Regions from separate parts of the Mus musculus genome. Here region 1 is linked to region 2. Evidence: chromatin loops called from intact Hi-C (ENCODE). Cell type or tissue: left cerebral cortex. All regions are shown on one strand. Links, peaks and the distances in the headings refer to the core of each region. The heading gives the core; the rest is flanking DNA.

Evidence for each region. Peaks named below come from ENCODE experiments on the same cell type or tissue, not always from the same donor. Only the 100,000 strongest peaks of a DNase experiment are listed, where the experiment ranks them.
Region 1: a loop joins it to region 2, with 10 times the contacts of the local background. A loop is called at or near these places in 2 of 42 quality-filtered maps.

What each region holds. Positions count from the first base shown.
Region 1 is chr8:121,948,074-121,953,443 of GRCm38, reverse strand. It overlaps Banp (BTG3 associated nuclear protein), which reads right to left and starts at 2,952. Exons shown (of 14, transcript NM_016812.4): 1 at 2,796-2,952. It overlaps Gm27011 (predicted gene, 27011), which reads left to right and starts at 2,799. Exons shown (of 1, transcript NR_169031.1): 1 at 2,799-3,766. In left cerebral cortex, for the core only: CTCF peaks have their summits at 2,231 and 2,864; DNase peaks (open chromatin) are centred at 2,241, 2,951 and 3,277; H3K4me3 peaks cover 2,486 bases; H3K27ac peaks cover 1,736 bases.
Region 2 is chr8:122,373,834-122,379,203 of GRCm38, reverse strand. It overlaps Gm39270, which reads left to right and starts at 2,120. Exons shown (of 2, transcript XM_030243895.1): 1 at 2,120-2,843. The coding sequence starts at 2,133. The coding sequence ends at 2,771. Zc3h18 (zinc finger CCCH-type containing 18) reads right to left here and starts at 2,588. Exons shown (of 18, transcript NM_001029994.1): 1 at 2,404-2,588. In left cerebral cortex, for the core only: a CTCF peak has its summit at 2,726 (motif pointing left); DNase peaks (open chromatin) are centred at 2,176, 2,666, 3,693 and 3,987; H3K4me3 peaks cover 2,290 bases; H3K27ac peaks cover 1,044 bases.

The DNA of each region.
Region 1 (5,370 bases), core at 79-5,078, 430 kb after region 2:
TATTGACCACATAGCCTCAATCCAACAAACACTACAGTATCTGCTGGGCTTTTTCCAGAAACTGCACGTTTTTCCTGCCAAAACTTATAAACACTGGATACTTTGGGATAACGAAAATAGCAGACTGGAGGAGATATGACAACTAGAGTATGGAGTCTTGAATTACATCCTGAAACAAAACAAACAAAAGATGTCAGTGGGACATTGAAACGTGTGTATGGTCTTTATAATCTAGGTAACCTTCCTGTTAGCCAAGAGAGAAAATGAAGGGGAAGAGGAAGCTCATTCAGTTTCTCTGAAATTCTTAACCACAGACTAACTCTGCAGGTGGACCTCAGAATGCTCATGAAGTGTGGGTTGCTGTGGACTCTGCTGCAAGGCCCTGGGCAAGGGTGCCAGCCCAAAACAGCGCCTCGCTATCCCTGTGCTATGGGCGCGGCAAACACTGCACTGCGCACCTCGGGATCAATGAACCATGCATAATATGCTAGCTACTTGCACTAGCCCAGCAACAAAGTGAAGAGGCTAAACTCAGAGCTCACCAGACAAGTCAAATCAAGTGCCTAATCTCAGTGTGGGACCAGTCCTCTGCATCCTAATCTCAGTGTGGGACCAGTCCTCTGCATCCCGGTACCCTACCAAAGGACCACCCAGTCAACTGGAGGCAGCCAGACACCATGTTCTGGCACACATCCGTCACAAAGAGCAAAAAATGGAAGGAGACAAATTGTCTGAATGAAGACAACAGGCTTTGAAATTCCTGTTCAAGATGAGTGGCCTTGTAAACAATCTCCACTTACCCCACTAAAATACTTACTACAGTACAATCAGCTCACAAGAAAATAGAGCACAGCCAAAGACTTAAACTTCTGACAGAGGATCTAGATAGCTTGCAGGACACAGGAGTGGGGCTCCAGGCCCCACCTGGCCCTCAGCAGTCTCCACAGCCACCCCTGACAAGCAAAACAGCTTCCAAGCAAAGGGAGACAGACCCTGGAAGATGCATAAACAGCCCAGATATAAGGTGTCTGTTATGTGGTCCTCCAAGTCTTGAGGTAACAACCTCTCCCAGACACTAGTGGGGAAAACCATTTTTAAACCCCTCTCCACAGACCCAGGGCCCCCTGCCAGTTTCCTCTTACCTTAAAGTCTAAGGTTTAAGCAATAATAATTAGCACTATTGGAGGACCTGCCATCCAAAGCAAGAAGCTAACATTTACCACCCACCCCCCAAAAGTGATAAACAAGAAGTCAGATAAGAGAACTGAAAAGAACCCCTAATAGTTTTCTCAGCCTGAAAGAGAAAACATATTCATGAAACAAACTACTGAACAAAAGGAAAAGAACAAATACATTCAGAAATTTTTTTTTGTTTGTTTCGTTTTTCAAGACAAGGTTTCTCTGTGTAGTTCTGGCTGTCCTAGAACTCACTCTGTAGAGCAGGATGGTGTCAGACTTAAGAGATCCGCCTGCCTCTGCCTCCCAAGTGCTGGGGCTAGAGGTGTGTACCTCTCTATGCCCTGCTCAGAAACTACAATTCTGATGGTGGATTCGCCGGCCCCCTCCCCGAGATAGGGGAGGTTGCCTATGTAAACACTATGTAAACGAGGTTGCCTCAAACTGGCAAAGATCCACCTGCCTCTGTCTCCTAAGTGCTTGGAATTAAAAGTCCTGCGCCACTGGGGTGAAAGATAAACTGAAGTTCTTTCCTGGAATGAAAATCAAAAAGGAATAGAAAGATAAAGAAACTCAAGTAGTGTGCCCAAATGGGGCGGGGGTGGGGGGGAGGGCGACAAACTCTCTAACGACTTTAAGAAAGGCTCTTGGGACAATCTCCCAGCGCTCGAGGACACGCCTACCGAGCATACCTGCGAAGGGCAGACCTGTTCCAATGCCAAGAAGACCTTAGGCCGGTCCAGGGAGGAAACAGTTACCAGAAAGGAAGTCCTTGGCAGAGGCTCCCTGGGGACTCAAGAAGAAAGCTGACTGAAACACTGCGTCCTGAGCTGACCAGGCGTGCAGCGAAAGAAAGACCTCGGGACCTACCTGCACCCGCCTAAAGCGTCCCCAACCCAGATTAGAAGAAAGGCAGAGAGGAGGTAGAGGGAAGCCGGAGGTTCCACACTATCTCCGAGAAGTTACAATGTCACCAGGAGCAGAGAAACAAAGGCCACCACAAGTAACAAGGAAAAAAAAGAGCCAGGCTGTGCGGGACGGGGACGTGACGCTAGGTGGGGAAGCGAGCACCAGTCTCGGCCCCGATGTCAACAGAGAGCAGAGCAGAGGCGGGCGGACGCGCCAACCAGGGCGAAGTCACCCGGTTACCGGGGCATAGCGCCAACAACGGCCGGGAGATGGGGCCACCTAGGCGGCGGGGCGGCGCGCGGGGCCCGGGCGCAGCGCGCGAGGCTCAGTCCTGAGAGACTTGGGCGGCCGAGCCAGGGCCACAGCGCCCGCGCGCCGAGCCCGTGACAGGAGCGCCGGGCGCGGGCCCGGGAGGCGCCGAGGCCCCGGAGCCGAACGCACGCGAGCACGGCCGCCGGGCCTCGGCCGCTCGCCCGCTCGCTCGCTCGCTTCCCGGGTCCCGCAGCCCCGGCGGGTGGAGGCGCGGAGGCGACGCGCGGACATCCCGCGGCCCGCCGGCCCCCGCCCAGCCCGGCGTGCGGCCCCGTGGCCGTTGGCGACGGTTGGCGGCGGGGCGGGGCGGGGGCGGCCGGAGATCTCGCTCTCGCTCTCGCTCTCGCCCCGCGGGAAGGGGGAGTGGAGGCGCGACCGGCTGCGGGAGCTGCAATTACCGTGTGGGCTGCGGAATTCTCGTGGTGTTTGTCGGGGAGCTGCGATAATGGCGTCCGTCCTCGCGAGAGAAGCAGCCGCTCTGCGCAGGCGCCGCGAGCGCCTCCCCACGGCCTGCGCCCCGCCCTCAGCGCAGGCTCCCTGGGCTCCCGGCTCAAGGGCGGGGCCGGTCGGGAAGGGGGCGGGGCCTGCTCTGGGCGCCTCTGGCGCGCGCTTTCGCCGACGGACTCCAACGAGCATGCGCAGTTGTCCTCCCCTGCTCCGAGAGTTGACTCGCTGGGCCCTTACTTCCCCATCTCACGTCCATGTTACTTGCTAAAGCAGTAAATCCTCCAGTGTTCAATCTGAGGAATGTACGTCCTCTTTGATGGGTGTGAACACACTAACGCTGCCCTGACGACTACAAATCCCAGTGTGCGCTGTGTGTGGCACGATGCGTCCTGGGACTGGTAGTCTCTGCGGCCATGATTTGCCTGCTGGGATTTGTAGTCCATCCGGATTCTGGCTGCCCCATGCCTTCCCTGCCCTGAGGGCTGCTGGGACTTGTAGTGTCAGCGGCTCAAATGGGCTGTACGCTCCCAAACCCGTCCTACCTACTCTACCTGGCATCGGTCTCAGACGTTCCGGGCTCGTTCAGTGGCATTGTCTGGAAAGTTGCCTGACTTCCTTATGGACAAGCTGGTCGTGGGGACACTGTCACTGTGATAGAGATTATATGTGACATGCTTACGTATCATGCAATAGGAGCTATGCAGCATCGATGTGCATTTGTTGCCAGAAATGCCACTAATGGTTCTCTGCACCTGGTCTGTCGTCAGTGTTCCTTTCCAGGCTGTCCCCTTCTGCATGTTCGCAGTGAGCAATCCTACAAACCGGGATTACAGGAGTTATTTTCACTTAGAAAACTAAACAAAACAAAAACCTGTTTCCTGCCCGTTCCCCTGTGCCGATAATAAAGCCATGACTCAGTGCAGCTACCAGCTGGGCAACCTTGGGACAGCCCTTCTAAACCACTGTGCTCTGTCTGGGGTTTGATCCTGTGCCACTTTACCTCAGGATTGTCTTGAAGATTTCAACCTAGAACTGTGCTGTTAAAATGAGACCTGCTGGGCAGTGGTGGCGCACACCTTTAATCCCAGCACTTGGAAGGTAAAGGCAGCCAGATTTCTGAGTTCGAGCCAGCCCAATCTACAGAGTGAGTTCCAGGACAGCCAGAGTTATACAGAGAAGCCCTGTCTCATTTGGGGAAAAAAAAAAAAAAAAAAAAAAAAGCACTGACTGCTCTTCCAGAGGTCCTGAGTTCAAACCCCAGGAACTACATGATGGCTCACAACCATCTGTAATGGGAACCCAATGCCCTCTTCTGGTGTGTCTGAAGACAGTGACAGTGTACCCACATACATGAAATAAATAAATAAATCTTTAAAATAAAAAGAAAGAAAGCTAAGCCCAGAGGAACTACGAGGAACTTGGCCAGAAACTCTTAGAGAGTTGTACTATCTCCTCCCACCGCCCCTCAATTGGGCCCAGATTTTAAAACTGTAGTTGTGAGAGTTCTGAACATGAATGCCTGACCGCACGGAAAAACAGAGTAATGGTGACGTCATCCCCAGCATGTCACCCTAACATCCCCCTTAACCTCCCTTTCACCCCTGGCGTTGCCGTCTCCTCCATCCCAGGACTTCAAATGTATTTAGTGCAACCATCAAGCAGATGAGTGGATGGTGGGGAAAGGGTGGGTTGGCACCAGTAGGCAGCAATGAAGGGCTGAATGAGAGTCCGAGTGCTAATACAGTTTAGATCTCAACCAGAGAGTACACTAATCAGAGCCAGAGTTCAGAACCGGGAGGCTGATGTGTGCGCATGCGTGCAACATGCATGTCCCTCGGCAGCTGCCCACCTTGAATTTTAAACCACAGTCTCTCAATGGGACCTGCAGCTTGCAGGGTAGGTGAGACTGACTGTCCAGTGAGCCCCAGTGATCCACTTGTCTCCGCTTCCCCAGCTCTGGGATCACAAGCCCACCCCACCACGGGTGGCACCATTGATTTGTGCCTTCTGGGGCTCAACTTTAGTTCCGCGTGCCTACAGGACATGCACTTTGCCAAGCCTGCCATTTCCCAACCCTCTTTGTTTTGATGCCCTGGATTGTTAAAGCTATGTTCATTTACTCTGTGTGCATGCTGTGGGGGTTGTTGGAGTACCGTGGCACCCCGTGGACATGACAGAGAGTCAGTTCTCACCTTCCACCACCCGGGTCCCATGGGTCAAACCCACTGAGGCAGAGCTGAGAGTTCTACATCTTCATCCGAAAGCTACTAGCTGAAGACTGACTTCCAGGCTGCCAGGATGAGGGTCTTAAAGCCCACACGCACTTTGGCAAAATCTACTCCAACAGGGCCACACCTCCTAATAGTGCCATTCCGTGGGCCAAGCATATGCAAACCATCACACCCAGGTAGTCTGGCAGGCTCTCCTTTGGAGACAACGTTTTGTCCGGGAGCCCAGGCTGACCTTAAGCTTCCTGCCTCCGATTTCCCCAGTAACTGGGATGACCCGCTTGAACAAGCAGGCGTG
Region 2 (5,370 bases), core at 60-5,059:
AAGGCTGTTATAAGTTGGGATCTTGTTTCCAAAAGCCCATACTGGGAAATCAGTAGAGGGACTGATCTCCAGCCATGCTCCAAAAAGGTCCACTGTCTCTCTAGGTATCAGTATTCTCTGTTAAGACTAATTCTGCCGCTCGGTGGTGGTGGCACACGCCTTTAATCCCAGCACTCGGGAGGCAGAGGCAGCGGATTTCTGAGTTCGAGGCCAGCCTGGTCTACAAAGTGAGTTCCAGGACAGCCAGGGCTATACAGAAAAACCCTGTCTTCAAAAACAAAAACAAAAACAAAAACAAAACAAAAAAAAAAGACTAATTCTGTGTGCTACCCTCTGCTGGCTGCAGGGAACTCATGTGCTACATATAAGCTGTGAATCCGGGGATCCTCCAGCCCAGCTACAATGTTTACAATCTTCTTACCCACTAACCCAGTAGTGCAGGACTCTCACAAAGTTTAGAACTAACCTTTAGTCCTCCTATCCACAATGGTGAACCTGTTCAGGGGTGGAATGACAGTCTTTCAATATCTCTGTCCCCAGCTGCATTTGACATACTGGAAAATGCTTGACTAAACGACAAAACCCCATGAATCCAGGAACCACCTGTTGCATACTAGAAAGAGATCTAATAAAGTTGCCTGTTTGTAAAACATTGTAACAGAACTCCAGAGCAGCGTTCTGCTCTTGTGTCAGCAGCAGCTCAGGAAGGCCAAACTGACTCCAACCACTCTACTACTGACAGAACAGTTATGTCGTGGTCTCCTCACAGCTGGGTCATTTTCAGCAACTGCTACAAGCTACTTAATAGCCTGGCCTGGTGAATTTACCAATTCAGGTTAAAACAACTCTTGGGCAAACATGGGGTATGACTTGGGGAGGGGGGCAGGGTTTCTCATCGTAGCCCTGACTAGCCTCGAACCAATAGAGATATACCTGCCTCTGCCTCTGCCTCTTGCGTTCTGAGATTAAAGACTTGGTCACCACTGACTGGCCTACTACTGAGAAACGTGTTCCAAGTAGGTTTTGTTAAGGAGGCTCGATAACACACAAATACAACTTCTGGAAAACGACTTTTCCTTTGAACCAAGGTCTCACTTTGTAGCTTTGGCTGTCCTGGAACTCACTATGTAGACCAAGCTAGCTGGAACTAAGAGACCCCCTCGCTTCTGCTTCCCCCCAAGTTCTGGGATTAAGGTGTGGGCCACCATACTCAGCTGTGGGAGATGAAGTTTAGCAGAGCAGAGCCTATGTTGATGTCTAAGTTCTGTTATGCCTGGTTAAAAAAACTTATTCATAGCTCCATCCATGTATAGAGCAAGAATGTCAGGATGTTGAAAACACCACCCGCAAAGTGACTTAAGCTCTGCAAAAACTCTTCGGTAAGGAGATGGTCTCCTTGGGATGGTCTGCAGATGACAAGCTATCTCTTTGGAGATGAGCAAAGCAAACTTACCTGCTGAGTGTTCAGGAAGTAAATCCGAAGTGCTCTTAAAATGTTTGAGCATTCCCCATCTACGACTAGAGAGGAGTTTCAGCTTTGGGGACATATTGATTGGTTCCAGAACTGGCTGGCTTCAAACGTGTTCAGATCATTCGCATTCTCCTCTCAGGGGGCTGGGAAATGGGAACTAGCCTAGGGACAGAGAATCTCAACCTCTGCCTTGGGATAGGTAATGTGATGAAGAAGAAACAAATGCCTTCTTCTACTACCCTCAAATGGGTCTGAAGATTACTCTTGTTAATAAGTGCCAAGAAAAAGCTCATTTGAAACAGCTATTGTGCCCGGTAAACTCAGCTGTCAAAAGTATACGGGAAACTAAGTATCTAGTAGGGGCGAGACTATAGGTCTTAGTTTAATTTCCTTCTAGCACTACAATCGCCTGGCTACTTTACACTAAAGAAATGGCATCTCTAAGCTCACAGTCCAAGAGGCGAGGAGGTCACACTTCCTAAGCGACCCGGGACTCTTGGAGCACAGTGGGTCCGTCCAACCTGTGCTCGCTTGAAGTTGCGAGAGCAAGTTGCAGGAGGCTCCAGAGAGTTCAAAGTTCCCTGCAGAGCCCGTCGAGAGTCCAAGCGGGCCTCCTCCCGAGCCAACCTGCGCGATCCGCTCCCCTTTGTGGGCGGCGAACATGTGCCACGCCGAGTGGCCCGGAAGGGAAAATGACAGCTTCAGGAAAAGCAACTTCACCACGGCAGACCGCGGCGCGCCACGGCACCCGCCCGGACGTCCCAGGCCGCAGCGGGCTCGCGCCTGCCCGCTGTCCCGGCCCGCGCTTCGGCCCGCGGCTGCGCACAGCCGGGGGCGCGCCCGAGAGCTCGGGAGGCGGCGCCGGGCTCCGGGGCCTCGCTCCCGCCGCCGCTGGGGCGGCCTTCTCCCCGCCGCCCGCCGGCCCAGCTTACCTCAACGCGAAGACGGGAGGCGGCCACGGCTCCGCTGTGGTGGGGGCAGCGTGGACGAGACGTTCCTCAGCCTTTTCGCTCCTCACTGGCTCCGGCTTTGGGCACGACGCGGGCGGAACAAACGGGCTCCACTACCCGCGGGGGCCGGCCATTGTGCAACGTCATCAGGCCGCGACGGCCGTCTTGCGAACCGGCGGGCTTCCCTCGCTAGCCCCGCCCTCTTCCGCACTTCCTTCCGGCCTCCGCCGGCCTCGCCTCCGCGGCGCGCGCTCCCAAGGCTCTGCTACTGCGCAGGCTCACCGAGGTCGACCCCGCCCTCTAGCGGGCCTCCTGGCGGCGCGTGCGCAGTCGGTGGCTCTTCGTGGTAGTTGCTTGGGATGAGATCAGATGAGGAGCAGGCGGGATGCGTGCCGGAAAGGGAAAGCCCTTTGAGGCTCTTGGTGAGTGCGAGTGGACACTTCCAGGGTCTGAAAACTTAGCATTCGTTTCTTCAGGGCACGAACTTTCTGCCTTATTAAATATCAATATTTTGCCGGGCTGTATTTAATCCCAGCACTTGGGAGGCTGAGGCAGGCGGATTTCAGAATTCGAGGCCAGCTTGGTGTACAGAGTGAGTTCCAGGACATCCAGGGCTACACAGAAACCCTGTCTCGGAAAAAAAAAAATCAATACTTGACCAAAAGTGTTTTGGGGGCTGGAGTGTAGCTCTGAGGTTGAGACAGCACCTGCCAAGTATGTGCGAGGCCCTGGTACCCTCAAAAAAAAAAAAAAGATTTTGGAGTTGAAGGATTTAGATCCTCTTACCTGTTTCTGTGACGCTAAACATCTCTGGCATCGTTAAATTACCGTGACCCAGTGTAACCTCCCTGGGGAGGACTTAAACTGATTGGGTCATTTTTCAGTCCCCTCCTACTACCCAGATGGGGCTCAGCTGCTGGAGCCCGAAGTCCAACCCCCCCCCCCCCCCATGACCTGATAAAAGGTACGGAGATCATTAGGTACTGACCCCTTGCAAATTTTGAATCTGATCTTGGTCTTACTGGTTAGGGGCTGCCTGTCTTCCTCAAAGTGAAACCACCCGGATGCCCATAAACTGATATAAGGGGGGGGGGGAGTTCTGGTCTTACAGTCCTGCATTAATTGGGCCACAGAAAGGGATGAAGTTCAGACACATGCTACAAACACCGAGGACGCCTAGGAAGGCGCCAGTCATGACAAGTCGAATACTTTTGACTCCATAATGCGACTGAACTATGCCGCCCACCCTCCAAGTTACTTACATGTGAAGTCCTAGCACCAAGCTGGTATGGATTTCAAAGCAGAGCCTCTCCGTGAGGGTATAAAGGTGGGGTCTGGATCTCATAGATTGGTGTCCTTCAATAGATACCAAGGAGAGCTATTTGAGAGATCATGCTAGTGCTGGGATTAAAGGTGGCTGCCAATCAGGTCAGACAGAAGGTTCTCCCTCTCTCTCCCCCCTCTCTCCTATGTATGTGTGCATGTATATATGTATATCTCTTTTCATACACCACCACCACCACCATCTGAGGAGACAGTGAGAAAGCAGCCATCTGCAAGCCAGGATTAGGCCACGCTGGCCTCCCACCTCTGGAAGAAAATTAACACCAACTGCTCAAGCTACCCAGTGAAATGAGCCGAATCAAGCCAGATTAGATCTTATTCAAGCCAGGTTTACTGGGAAGCTGCTTGCCCGCGAGCTCACTGACCCCAAGGACTGAGGCCAGGGGAGTTGCCAGGTCTGCTTAGCTATGTAAAATATGCACCTTGGTCCCTTATAATGGGGTCTAAAACTAGACATTGTCCACCTGCATGCTACCATGCTCCCCTCCATGATGATGGACTGACTAATCTCTGAAACTGTGAGCCCCTAATTAAATGATTCCTTTTTATAAGGAGTGCCTTGGTTGTGGTGCTTTTTGACAGCAATAGAGCAGTAACTAAGAGACCAGACTTGAGTAGTTAGCATGGCAGTGCAAGCTGCATAATATTCAATTTATATAAAAATATAAAATAGGCGAGATGGCTCAGCGGGTAAAAGCTCTGACTGCTCTTCCAAAGGTCCTGAGTTCAAATCCCAGCAACCACATGGTGACCCACAACCACCCATAATGAGATTTGACGCCTTCTTTGGGTATGTCTGAAGACAGCTACAGTGTACTTATTTATAGTAAGCGAGCAGGGACTGAGAGAGCAGGGTTGACTGGAGTGAGCAGGGGTCCTAAGTTCAATTCCTCACAACCACATGAAGGCTCGCAACCACATACACACTCATTCTGTCAGTTCTGTGTCTCTGAGTCATACAGAGCTCTGAGATGGTCAGACAAACACTTCATAAGATGTTGGTGGCCACCGCAGAAATGCAATCAGTAGAGGCTGGGGAGATGAACTGGGGAACGAGTCGGCCTTCCAGATGGATTCTGAACTTCCCTCCTGTTCTCTATGCTCTCCATCCCTGGCTCTTGCCTGAGTTAATACCAAAGTCCCCTCTTCTCACTCTTGCTTCATTTAGAACCCAATTTCAGCAACTCCTGCAGTGGCTTCTTCAGCCACAAGATAAAAGCTACACTCCTGGTGCCCCGCCTCCTATGGCCTGGTGTCCCTGGCCCATTTCTCCCATACTCACATCCTCTTTCCTGTCCCCAGGTGTGCTGGATGGGATTTTCTTTTCTTCTCTCTCTCTCTCTCTCTCTCTCTCTCTCTCTCTCTCTCTTTCTTTCTTTCTTTCTTTCTTTCTTTCTTTCTTTCGTCAACTTGACATGAGCTAGAGTCACCTGAAAGGAAGGAACCTCAACTGAGAAAATGCTGCCCCCATAAGATCCAGCCATAGGGCATTTTGTAAATTAGTGATTGATGAGGGGAAAGCCCAGTCATTAGTGCATGGTGTTATCCCTGGGCTGGAGTTTCTGGGTCCTCTGAGAAAGCAGGCTGACTGAGCCATAGGGAGCA